Regions from separate parts of the Mus musculus genome. Here region 1 is linked to region 2. A link is a loop called in an ENCODE intact Hi-C map of the cell type or tissue named here. Cell type or tissue: heart. All regions are shown on one strand. Links, peaks and the distances in the headings refer to the core of each region. The heading gives the core; the rest is flanking DNA. Region 1 has its middle 50 kb from the start of Gm39398. Region 2 overlaps Tbc1d2b (TBC1 domain family, member 2B).

Evidence for each region. Hi-C counts contacts between places; a loop is a spot of excess contacts. Peaks named below come from ENCODE experiments on the same cell type or tissue, not always from the same donor. Only the 100,000 strongest peaks of a DNase experiment are listed, where the experiment ranks them.
Region 1: a loop joins it to region 2, with 10 times the contacts of the local background. A loop is called at or near these places in 11 of 42 quality-filtered maps.

Annotation. Positions count from the first base shown.
Region 1 is chr9:90,406,660-90,412,040 of GRCm38, reverse strand. No RefSeq gene overlaps it. Among named protein-coding and RNA genes, the nearest start is that of Gm39398, 50 kb to the left of the region's middle. In heart, for the core only: a CTCF peak has its summit at 3,050 (motif pointing right); no DNase peak of the experiment used is centred there.
Region 2 is chr9:90,205,784-90,211,164 of GRCm38, reverse strand. It overlaps Tbc1d2b (TBC1 domain family, member 2B), which reads left to right. Exons shown (of 13, transcript NM_194334.2): 11 at 1,312-1,497; 12 at 3,271-3,392. Among named protein-coding and RNA genes, the nearest start is that of Adamts7, 45 kb to the right of the region's middle. In heart, for the core only: a CTCF peak has its summit at 4,485 (motif pointing left); DNase peaks (open chromatin) are centred at 3,174 and 4,504.

The DNA of each region.
Region 1 (5,381 bases), core at 172-5,171, 200 kb before region 2:
AGAAATAGGAGGGGCAAGAGAAAGATATAAATTATGTGAATGCTGTACTCATGTGTGAAATTCTCAAAGACTGTAAATTTTAAAAAATAGTATTAATACAGTTCAGGAATCTTTTACTCAAAGACCCAATGAAGCCTAGATATGGCTAAATTTTTAGCCAACCCGGATCACCTGAACTTGATCCCTGAAACCTACATGATAGGAAAATAAGACAAACTCCAGCAAGATGTCTTCTCGTCTCCACACAGACACAACTGCATATCCATTTCCTTCCAAAAATAAATGAATAAATATTTTTAAAAATTAATGACTAATGACTAACTGAGCAAATGTCTGGTAGCAAAACAAGGTGAAAAGCTATAGTGTTATGAAGAGAGAATGGAGATATTAGAATGGGAGGATTAAACTGGATGAGGCTAGGAAAGCAGAGTGAAGGAGAGTCTATGGAAAGGGACAGCACAAAGGCCTCTTCTAACAGAAGCCCATGACTGTAGATGCTTCACAAAATATGCACATATATAAAAGGAATTCAAATAGAGACAGCATAAAATTCGGGAGACAATGCCCCAGCTAGGTATCTTACGTTGACAAGTAAGACCTCTAGTATCAGGAACAGGTTGCATCTTTTTATTAGCCAAAGGGATCCCATGGATCCTCAGAAACACAGGCTACTGCCAAGGCTATTGGTTGCTCTGTGCACAGGGTTCCACTCTTAACCAAGAAGATATTTGCAATATGTATCTGAGGACAAGAGTAAATCTGTTCTCTCCACTGGAGTGCTGCTGGATATCTCAACCACACTCTAAGGTAGGCCCCATATGTAGGAGTAGTTGACTAATACAAAATGAACTCCGTGTTTTTGTTTTTGCTTATTTTGGGTTTTGATTATTTTTGTTTTGTTGGTTTTGTTCCAATTTGGTTTTGTTTGGGCATTTTATTTGTCATATTAGCTTTTGTTTTGAATTTTATTTTCATTCTTTTTTATTTTATGTATGTGTTTGTGTCTTGCCTACAAGTATGTCTGGGCATATGGGCATTGGATCACCTAAGACTGGAGTTGTAGGTGGTTATGAGGCACCCTATAGGTGCTGAGAATCAAACCCAGGTCCTCTGGAAGGGCAGCATCCTGTGCTCTTAATCACTGAGCCATCGATCAAGTCCCCATCATTGTTGGTTTTTTGAGGGTGTCATGAAGTTGGGTGGGTAGAGAGATAGTACAGATCTCAGAGGGATTGGAGAATGGAAAACATGATCAAAATATACTGTATGGAAATATAAACTTCAAAAAAGAGAAAAAACATCTTGAAAGAGTTCAAAAATAAAAGTTATCTCAAGGGATTATCCTATCATTTTAATGCCAGTATTCATGTATAATTTAAAATGATAAGCAAAATGGCAAAATAAAGTGTTCTACAGACACCAAATTATCAAATGGTATTTAATATGGAAGAGTAGTACAACGGAAATACTAACTTGCCATTACATTTCTTTCATTTCTAGTTTACCCTTTGTGCTTCACCATTTTACCCAGTAAAAATAACTATCAAGAGACTGGAGGCCCCAGGGAATTTAGAGGTCAGATGGGTAGGGGGTGGGGACATCCATGTGGAGACAGGGGTGTGGGAGGAGGTATGGGATGTGGATCAAGACAGGTCGCTAACAGCATAGATTACTAATAATATTGTGCTTGTCCATAGTACAGCCCTTGATATGAAAACTGGCAATTATCTCCGAGATAAGTTCAATATTTGGCTACATAAAAAGCTTCAGGCCAGCCTGGGTTACATGAGATCCTGGTACTTCAGATGCATCACCCAAAAGTCTCTCAGCAGGAACTGACCTGAATGGCTTCAACTTAAGGACTCATGGTACCAAAAGATGTCATGCAAGCTTACAAAGAAAGGAAGCAATCAACAGCGCTTTCCAGCTACAATGACTCTGAACCACAAGAACAACCAGCATGGTATCACAATCCCAAAATAAGGGTGCAGTAGTGGCATGCACACCTTGGCTGTAACCAACCTCTCTATAATTGGACATAGGAGATGCTCAACAACACCTTGCTTTTACTGTATTTTTAGACTTTAAATAAGATGAGAAAAGGAATCCATTTTTTTACTCTAGATGACATCACCATCATAACATCATTTGGATGGCTCACTCTAGAATTTACCTAAAGCCAGTACTTTACAAAGCCAAACCATGAAGACATTGGTGAGCAAAACTGGACTTACAGATCTTCTTCGGCATCCTAGAATGGGACAGGGTGACTAAAGCCCAGGCTGGCATGCGTTTGTTTGTTTGCTTGTTTTTCTATTTGAAAAGATAGCAAGGCAGTCTTCCTAGATATCTCTCATTGGAACTCCAATGTCTGTAAGCAGTAGAAAGGACAAAGAAATTCTTTCAGACAGATCACACTGACACATCCTTCTAGGAGCCAGTCCTTGGGACTCCTACTGATAACTTTATGGAGTTAATCACTGACTGCTGGCTCTAGAGAGACTTCAGGAATTCTACCGTGGATGAGACTGAGTGTAAGCTCTTATCCTGTACTCATAATCTCTTCTGACTAGTAAGAAAGGTCTTGTATCTTCTGTCTCAGTCTTCACATCACACTAATTTAAAGTGAAACAGACCATTACCAAGATACAGCAGTACTTCTTGTCTGGAAATACCTGTTGCTTTCCAAAAGGAAAGTTTTGTGTAGCCTTAACATTAAGTTACTAGTATGGCTTGAGACAATTTAAAACTGTAGATTCACTCTTCTTTCCTGTGTTCTCGGCTTTCTAGACTTAACTTGCTTTTAAGAAAACAGAGTAACCAACCTTACCCTGCCTTATTCTCCTCATGTAGTCTATTTTTATAAGCTAAATTGAATGTATAGCTTTAATCTTATGTTATACTCTCTCTCCTTTGTGAAGTGTATGTGATGTGGTAGCTAAATAAATCTTTGGCTGAAAGTAATCTTAAAAATACCGAATAATACTATAAATGTTGGCTACAGGTATGTCGGTAACATCAGTTTGCAGTTGCCTGTGCTATTCTGGGTCAGTAGGGGTCAGCAAAGTCACTTCTTACCTTGGAAAACTGATTAAAATAATTCAATGGTTCCTTATTCTTTTTCTGTATTATTTTTTTTTTGAGCTGCTCAGTAAATACATATTATCCTTGTAAAGGGACACATGGGACAGAGAGTTGGTTACTTCACAGTAGGTTTGCTCTTGGCTTTAACAACCTGAGAGGAAGTTTAGCTTAATGCAGCATTGCACAGCTGGTACCCAGTATGAGGAATGACTCTTTCCTGAACTCAAAGAGATTCCATGGCAGGACTGTCCCAGAAAACAGAAAATTTGGCCACCCTATTAGTAACCAGACAACAGGCAGGCAGGGAAAGTACCTTTTACTCCTCAGGATATTATTTCTTTCTTTCTTTCTTTCTCTCTCTCTCTCTTTCTTTCTTTCTTTCTTTCTTTCTTTCTTTCTTTCTTTCTTCCTTTCTCTCTTTCTTTCCTGATCTTTTCTAGGTCCAGCCAATCTACTTCCACTTTTTACTTCTGTCACAGGAATCAATATTCTTTAGAGAAAGATTCCTCATTCCTTCCCAATACTGTGTTTCAGGTGTTGTTCAAGAGATAAGAGAGCAGCTCTTGTTAGAGGGACAGATGGAAGACACAGTGATACCTTGTCACGTCTGATTGCACTTAGTCTAAATTATCCCAAGAGAAAGTTTTTCTTTGATGTGACACCACCACAACAGGGTATTTAGAATGTGGAAATTTTTGGATACTGATGTTGGTGGACCTCGATACCTATGCCAAAGTCTTTGAACAAAGACTGAATCTTGCCATACTGTCCTAAGGCCAGCCTCATACTGCTCAATAATCTCACACTGTCTAGGATCAATCCTGACTTAAATTCTAGAAGAAATGAAGCCTCCATTACATTTTGATCAAGGACCAAAGGCTGGTGCATTGAGAAGGCATATTATTGACACCATGACAGATCTCAATTCATAACAAATGACCTGGGAAGATTTACCAAATGAATGACAGACATACTGCTCCCAGCAGCATTGGGAAGCAGTCACACCCTTTTGGACATGTGGGAAGTCATTCTTAGCCTAGAGACAGACAAACATTTAGTTCTATTTACACTGCCTATTTAAGTGGCCATCCTTCCCCTGTCCCTTCTGAAACCCTGAAAGAGCAGCTCAGGGAGATGCTAACGCACAGGAATCTCACCCCTTGCTATGTCACTCTTGGCAAGGCATCAATTCCCTATCTCTCTAGACCAGCCAGGTCCTCTCTGGCCTTATATCTGGCCAAGAAGTCCAGTACTTTATTATTCACTCATCAGTTTTCAGACTACTCTTTGAGATGTGCTGGGCCCCACACATCCTTCTGCATGGGATGGGTGTTTACTTTATTCTATACCACCCCAAATTATAGGATCCTAAACCACCACAAAAACATCAAAAGAAGATAAGAAGGTCTATCTCTCAAGCATCTGGCTCTTCTTATATTGATCTATCCTTTCACAAAAAAGGTTAGGAGGAAGCTCATAGTCCTTCAGGCGTGGAAGCATAAGAGATGGGCAGATCAAAAGTGAACACATCAGGGACTTGAACAATGACCTTCAGTGAACATGAACTGCTGCATCCTAGGAACATTGAATCAGATTATGTCCATTGTCCTCCACGAAGCTGGGGCTGCCTCTCTGCACATAAAGCTGTAAGATTATAGGATGAACAGATGACCCTCCAGCAATCTCTTCCATTTTTTATTTTGATGTACATATGGGATTAGCGATATATAGGGTATAAACAAAGCTATTAGGACCATTATAGAGGGCCATACAGTGGCACTGATTCTTTTTGTCAACTGAGGGAGGTGAGCCTAAATCCCAGATAAAGCCATGCTGACATCTCCCTCCCCCATGGCCAGAAATGCCCTTCTTAACAACGGGTTTACAAATGAAGGGATAAAAGGACACTCTACCAAATTCTCTCACTTGATTTTTCCAAAAGATAGGAATCAAAGCTTCTATGATTGTCCTATCCCTAAGATGGCCTACCTCTTGAAGAACTGGGAGCTGAGTGGGGGAGGGGAGGGAAGTAGGTCTTCAGAGCATCAAGAAAATAGTTTTTTTCTTTAAATAGGAAGTGTAGTGCTTATCTTTGTTAAGTTTTTCATTTCTATTTACATACACGCATACAACCTGATTGCAGGTACAAGTTTTCAAGAAGGCAATCACCCCAATTATAACCAGGGACTATCTCAGGTTAGACCCCGATAAAGCAGACACTTCTGACAAATTAATCCTCTGATCATAGGTGCTGGGTGCCACTAACTTGTGGCATTGTAACATTTAGCAATATCAGA
Region 2 (5,381 bases), core at 100-5,099:
CTGTGCCCTGTCTCAGAAGCCACGTCTTTGGCCTCTTAGTGGCAGGCTCAGAAGTGGGGTGTTCTGAGCAGCTTTTTGTCTCACTCACACAAAGCTGAGTTTCCTTTGGCAGTTACCGTCAAGTAAAGTTCCGCACACCCACTTCCATTTTTCTGTTTTCATCAGTTTGGCCAGGGGGGCCTCGGCCGTCCAGTCTAGTCTTCCTGTTGCAGCTAGAAGGATGGATCTAGAGATCAGGCTTCACTGTTGGACACCCTACTGAAAGCCTTAGAATACTTCTCCTTTCTTCTCTGCTGTTCGCAGACTAGGGATAGAGAAGGTGGTTTTGCAGACTGGTATTAATCTTTGCATGTGTCAAATAAAACTGATCAGACGTGAAGAAAATGCATGAGTCCACTGTGCTACCTCAGTGTTGTTCTCTGAAGCTTGTTTCTGCTGCCTACACAGAGAGAGGGGGAGATGGGGGGGGGGCTTTGTATGGGTCCCACAGTAGGGAAAGCTCCTTGGTGTGGCCTCTCAGCCCTCTTCCTAGAAGCCCGATCCCTGCCGCAGTTATGCTAATCCACTTGTGCAGCTGCCCCTCTCACCTCTCCCATTCTGTAGGTCATCCTTGAACCCTGTTTAGCCTTCTGCCCGACACTGGCAGCACTGACCAGTCGCCTGACCTAACATGCAGAGGCTATAGCCCCCTGTGGCTGGTCTGTCTTGCAGTAGTTTACATGTCTCTTTTAATGCTCACAGCAGCACAGTGGGTAAGTCAGCTATCTCTGCCTATCCTTCAGAAGAGTACAGAACTGTTTAGAACATCCTTTGTAGGTGGAACTAACTCGGATTCACCTGGGATCCTCTAACTCGCGTGTTCTTTCTGCCACCCTGCCCTGTCAGACCTGCTCACTGCATGGTGTGAGCAGTCGTGTTCTATTTCTTGTCCGGCGCTCATGCATCTAAGACTGCCTGTATTCATAGGAGTGTTGGCAGGCTGACACCAACCTACCAGCTCTTTTCACTAGCCTGCTTCCACATAAGATGCTGAGTACAGGAGCTGCTTTCAGGCTGGAGACCATTCCCTTCTCCCCATACCCTAGGGAGAATGACACATAGTAGTGGCCTTGCAGAATTTTCGGTCAGCTGCTCCTGAGACACAGAGCAGCCTGGCTCTATGATGTGCCCCACATGGACATCCAGAAGAGCTGTGTTGCTGCACGTCCCCACGGGCTCCACCCTCTGCTCTCAGGTGGCACAGCTGTTCTGGCTTGCTTGCTTCGTGCCCTGCCAGACCCCAGGCCTTTCCGCCCTCTGTGCCCTCTCCAGGTGGACCAGCGGGTGTTCAGAGACCTCCTGAGTGAGAAGCTGCCTCGACTGCACACCCATTTTGAACAGTACAAAGTGGACTACACCCTCATCACCTTCAACTGGTTTCTGGTGGTATTTGTGGACAGCGTTGTCAGCGACATCCTCTTTAAAATATGGGACTCTTTCCTTTATGAGGGACCAAAGGTGAGTGGGCTCTGCAGCTATACGCACTCGTCGGACTGTGACAGGCTGTGTCAGTAGTGGCAGAATGGCTGATTCTCCTGGAGCTTGTGAGGTTACCACAGCACCAAACTTACCTCCCTGTGATGGGTTCCTGCAGGCCTTGGGAAGCAGCAGTCACATGCTCATCCGTGAAGACCCTCAGCCTGAAGCTAGGCATGGTAGCTCCCAGGGAGAGCCTGTCACAGAGTAACCTAGCATGATGCTCAGTAGCTGAGTGGGCCAGCCCTTGCTGTGCTCATACAAGGCCTCTAGGTTCAGTCCCTGCCCTCCAGCTGCCCACCCCCCCAATACTGCACTATACCATAGCACAGCACACCAAAAGTAAACAAACAAGTGGCTGGTGGAACAACGTAGCAAGCCCCTCCGACCTCTATAAACGAACAAATAGACACACTAAATAATAAATAAATAAATAAATAAATAAATAATGTTAAGTAAAAATAAAAACTAAACATAACTAAGAAAATATAGTAGGAAAACAGTCTGTCTCCTCAATTTATATGTTGTCTTTCATGTTTCTTTTTTTCTTTATTGGATACTTTATTTATTTACATTTCAAATGTTATCCCCTTCCCTGGTTTCCCGTCCAGAAACCCCCTAGCCCATCCCCCTTCCTCCTGCTTCTTTGAGGGTGTTTCCCCATCCACCCACCACTCCTGCCTCCCCGCCCTGGCATTCCCCTACACTGGGGCATCGAGCCTTCACATATTTCTTAAGCGTTGCTTTTAACTTTACTGTGTCTTGGAACTAGTTCTGTGTCAGCACATAGAGAACCTGTTTCGTAACTCACTGGAGTTTCCTCGTGCACCATAGCCCCTGATGGTGGCCACTTTGGTTGCTTCCAATCTCTTGCTGCTTCAGAAAAAGCTACACCCAGCTCTCATGGGACTTTTCATCTCTCTGCATGTGTGCAAGTGCATTATAGATTTAGCCCAGCATTGCAGGATCAAAGGTTGGTCCATGGGTAGCATTGAGGTAACAGATGACCACTCAAAAGGGCCTTTTGCAGTCACCCCATATGCAGATTCAGTGTCCAACACAAAGCATTGCCACTTTTATAGTCTAATTTGTCATTAATACAAAGAACTTTCAACTAGAATCATAAACGCTGCTCCTATTGGGCCATAGGTGAAGAGAACCATGAACAATTTAACCCTATAAATACCACTTACTAAGTATCATACAGTGTGGGCTAGAGTAGCCATTCAGGGCTCTTAGATGTGGAAATAGCAGTTTGTTCCAAAGCTGCCTGAACTTGTAAGATCACCAGGAGTTCACTACCCCCCTAGCCTTCCCCTTAGTACCCCAAAAGCAAATCAGCAAAATCCACTGTTATTTCACCATATTGAAAAGGCGGTCAGAACCAGCCGAGACTATGCCTGGCTCTGGAGTTGGCAGTTTCACATTTTCAGTCAAAAAAGCCCAGGTTTTGATCTTATGTAAAAGTGGTGTCTAGATATGTATTCTTTGTTGACTACAAAGGTTAGTTAGCCAAAAGTGAAAGGATTCCACAAGTCAGTCAGTCACCTTACCTCCTAGGAACACGGCTGCCTTGTCGGAAACCACAAGTATTTGTTTTATTGTACCTAAGGGCCTTGTCCAGTCCTGGAAGTCACCCTTCGGTTCAGGTGTCCGCCCAAGGGCAGGGCCCTCAGGATACTTCCTCTAGCCAGCCCCAGGGAGAACTTCAAAGCCCAGCCTCGTGCAATTACCGTTTCCCTGGCTTTCCTGCAGGTTATTTTCCGTTTTGCCCTGGCACTTTTTAAATATAAGGAAGAGGAGATCCTGAAATTGCAAGATTCGATGTCCATATTCAAGTATCTGCGTTACTTCACTCGGACTATCCTCGATGCCAGGTGAGTCCACAGGCTCCTCAGACTCGGGGTTGTCCAGGGTGCCGTGGTGCTCTTTCCTAGAGAAAGAAATGGGAAGGGCCATGTGTTACAGGAGTGAGATGGTAGATAAAAAGACAGCCCTGAGCGCTGAGGTTTCCAGAGGGAACATGCCTTTCCTGATCCACAAACGTAGTGTGAGGAAGCCCAAGCCGTGCCTCAGGGATGCCTTGGGGCACAGAGGTGCTCAGAGGAAACATGTTTGGGAACAACGAGAGGGGCCACCAAGTTTGTGCCCGGCTGCTGGGGCTCATGGCTACATCCTAGCCTGGCTCCTTAGGCCGTACTCAGGAATTTTAGCTTCATTCTAATCGTAACAGAATGTCACTGAAAGATAAGAGGATTGAGGCAGGACCAGCCACTGGGAGGGTAGATGGTGACTGTTGAAAGTCCCCAGGAGGAAAGGTGGTGGCCCGGAGTGGGGTGTCCTGAGAGGTGGAGAGAAGTGGGACAGATGGAAGAGATTGGGGATTTTGAAATTGAAAGAACCCTAGGTTTCCAGCTTGAAGAGGAGTCATGAATCATGTCCCCACATGTATACACACACACACCTTGGGCCACGTGGCTATTTCTTGTCTGGGCTGCCATTTTCCCTAGGCCACAATTAGTGGCTGCTCTGGTTCCAGCAGCTGGGGTAGACCTTGGCAACGAAAGTAGTTGGCAGAAGCTATACCAGGTCTCTGGGAGGTCGTCGCTGTTTTTAGGATCTTTCTCGTAGGGAGTACATTTTCAAGATGGCTTTAGGCTTAGTGCCTAACTAAGACTAACTGGATTTGTGCCCAGTGAGAAAGGGCATCTGAAAGTGTTTGCTGTGCAAGACTGGTGAAAGGTTCAGGGTGAGGATTGTGTTCATGTCGCATTGGTTAAGATTATTAAGAGTAACTGAATGAATTCCCACATGACAGTGGAGAGCATTTTGGTTCCAGAGATGGATTTGCCTCACCATGACACTCTTAAGGGGGATGTCAGGGCTGCCTGGAGATAAATCTTCCTCCTCTACTTCCTGTCACCATTGGACAGAACAAGGCAGCTCCCATCTTGCCTGATCCTACAGCGCCCCCTGGTGAATGGCTCATGATGCAGTTTCCCCTTTGCTTTAGAAAGTCAAGGCCACAGACCAAGAGCTCCCAATATGTACATGAGGTCCTGGTCCTATTCCCCCTGTCCTGCAACCTCCCACCTCCTGGGAGGTTGCTGAGGTTGCTGGTGCCTTTGTTCCACCTCCACACTAGAGTTTCAGTATTTTAAGGAGCTGCCCATACTAGCTGTCTGAGGTGAGGCAGTTCCGCAGACTAGACAGGTCTTACAAAGTGGTCAGGCGTTTCCATAGCCAGGTGCATTCAGGAGACACCGGACGATGCAAGATTGAACTGGTTGGTGGCTGCAGGGTCCATGAGAGGCTGGGCATTCAAGGGCAGTGTCTGGGTTCCCCTATTTTGCAGCCCGGGCCATGTTGCTGTTGGCTCTTTCCAACTAGAGGAGTAAAGGAATAATGCCATACCCCCTTTTTCACTTTGGAGCAAGGCCTGAGGTTTCTGGCTTACAGAGCCTGTGGCTCATGTAAGAGAAAGGACAGTGGTAAACTCCTGGATCCCAGTCTCAGTGGCATACCCCAGCTAGCTCACAAGGCTGGGCCTGAGACACAGCTGGGCCTCGTCGGGCCTCTCATAACCTCCAGTACTTGCCTGTCCTAGAACAAACGCATGGAGAACTTGGCCTTTAAAGAAGGCAGGCCAGTCTCACCTTTTCACTTCCTTACAAGAGAAGCTGTTGGAATATAAAGATGAGAAAGGTGCATATCCTTTATACACCCATGCTAAATGGAGCTCAGGCCTTGGAGCAGCAGGTGGCTAACAAGGGAATGAGCCCCTGCTATCAGGGAGCAAGACCATAGGCCTGGAAGAATCAGTTGGGAAGTGACCTATCCCTTGGCATAAGAGAAGCTCTGTCTTT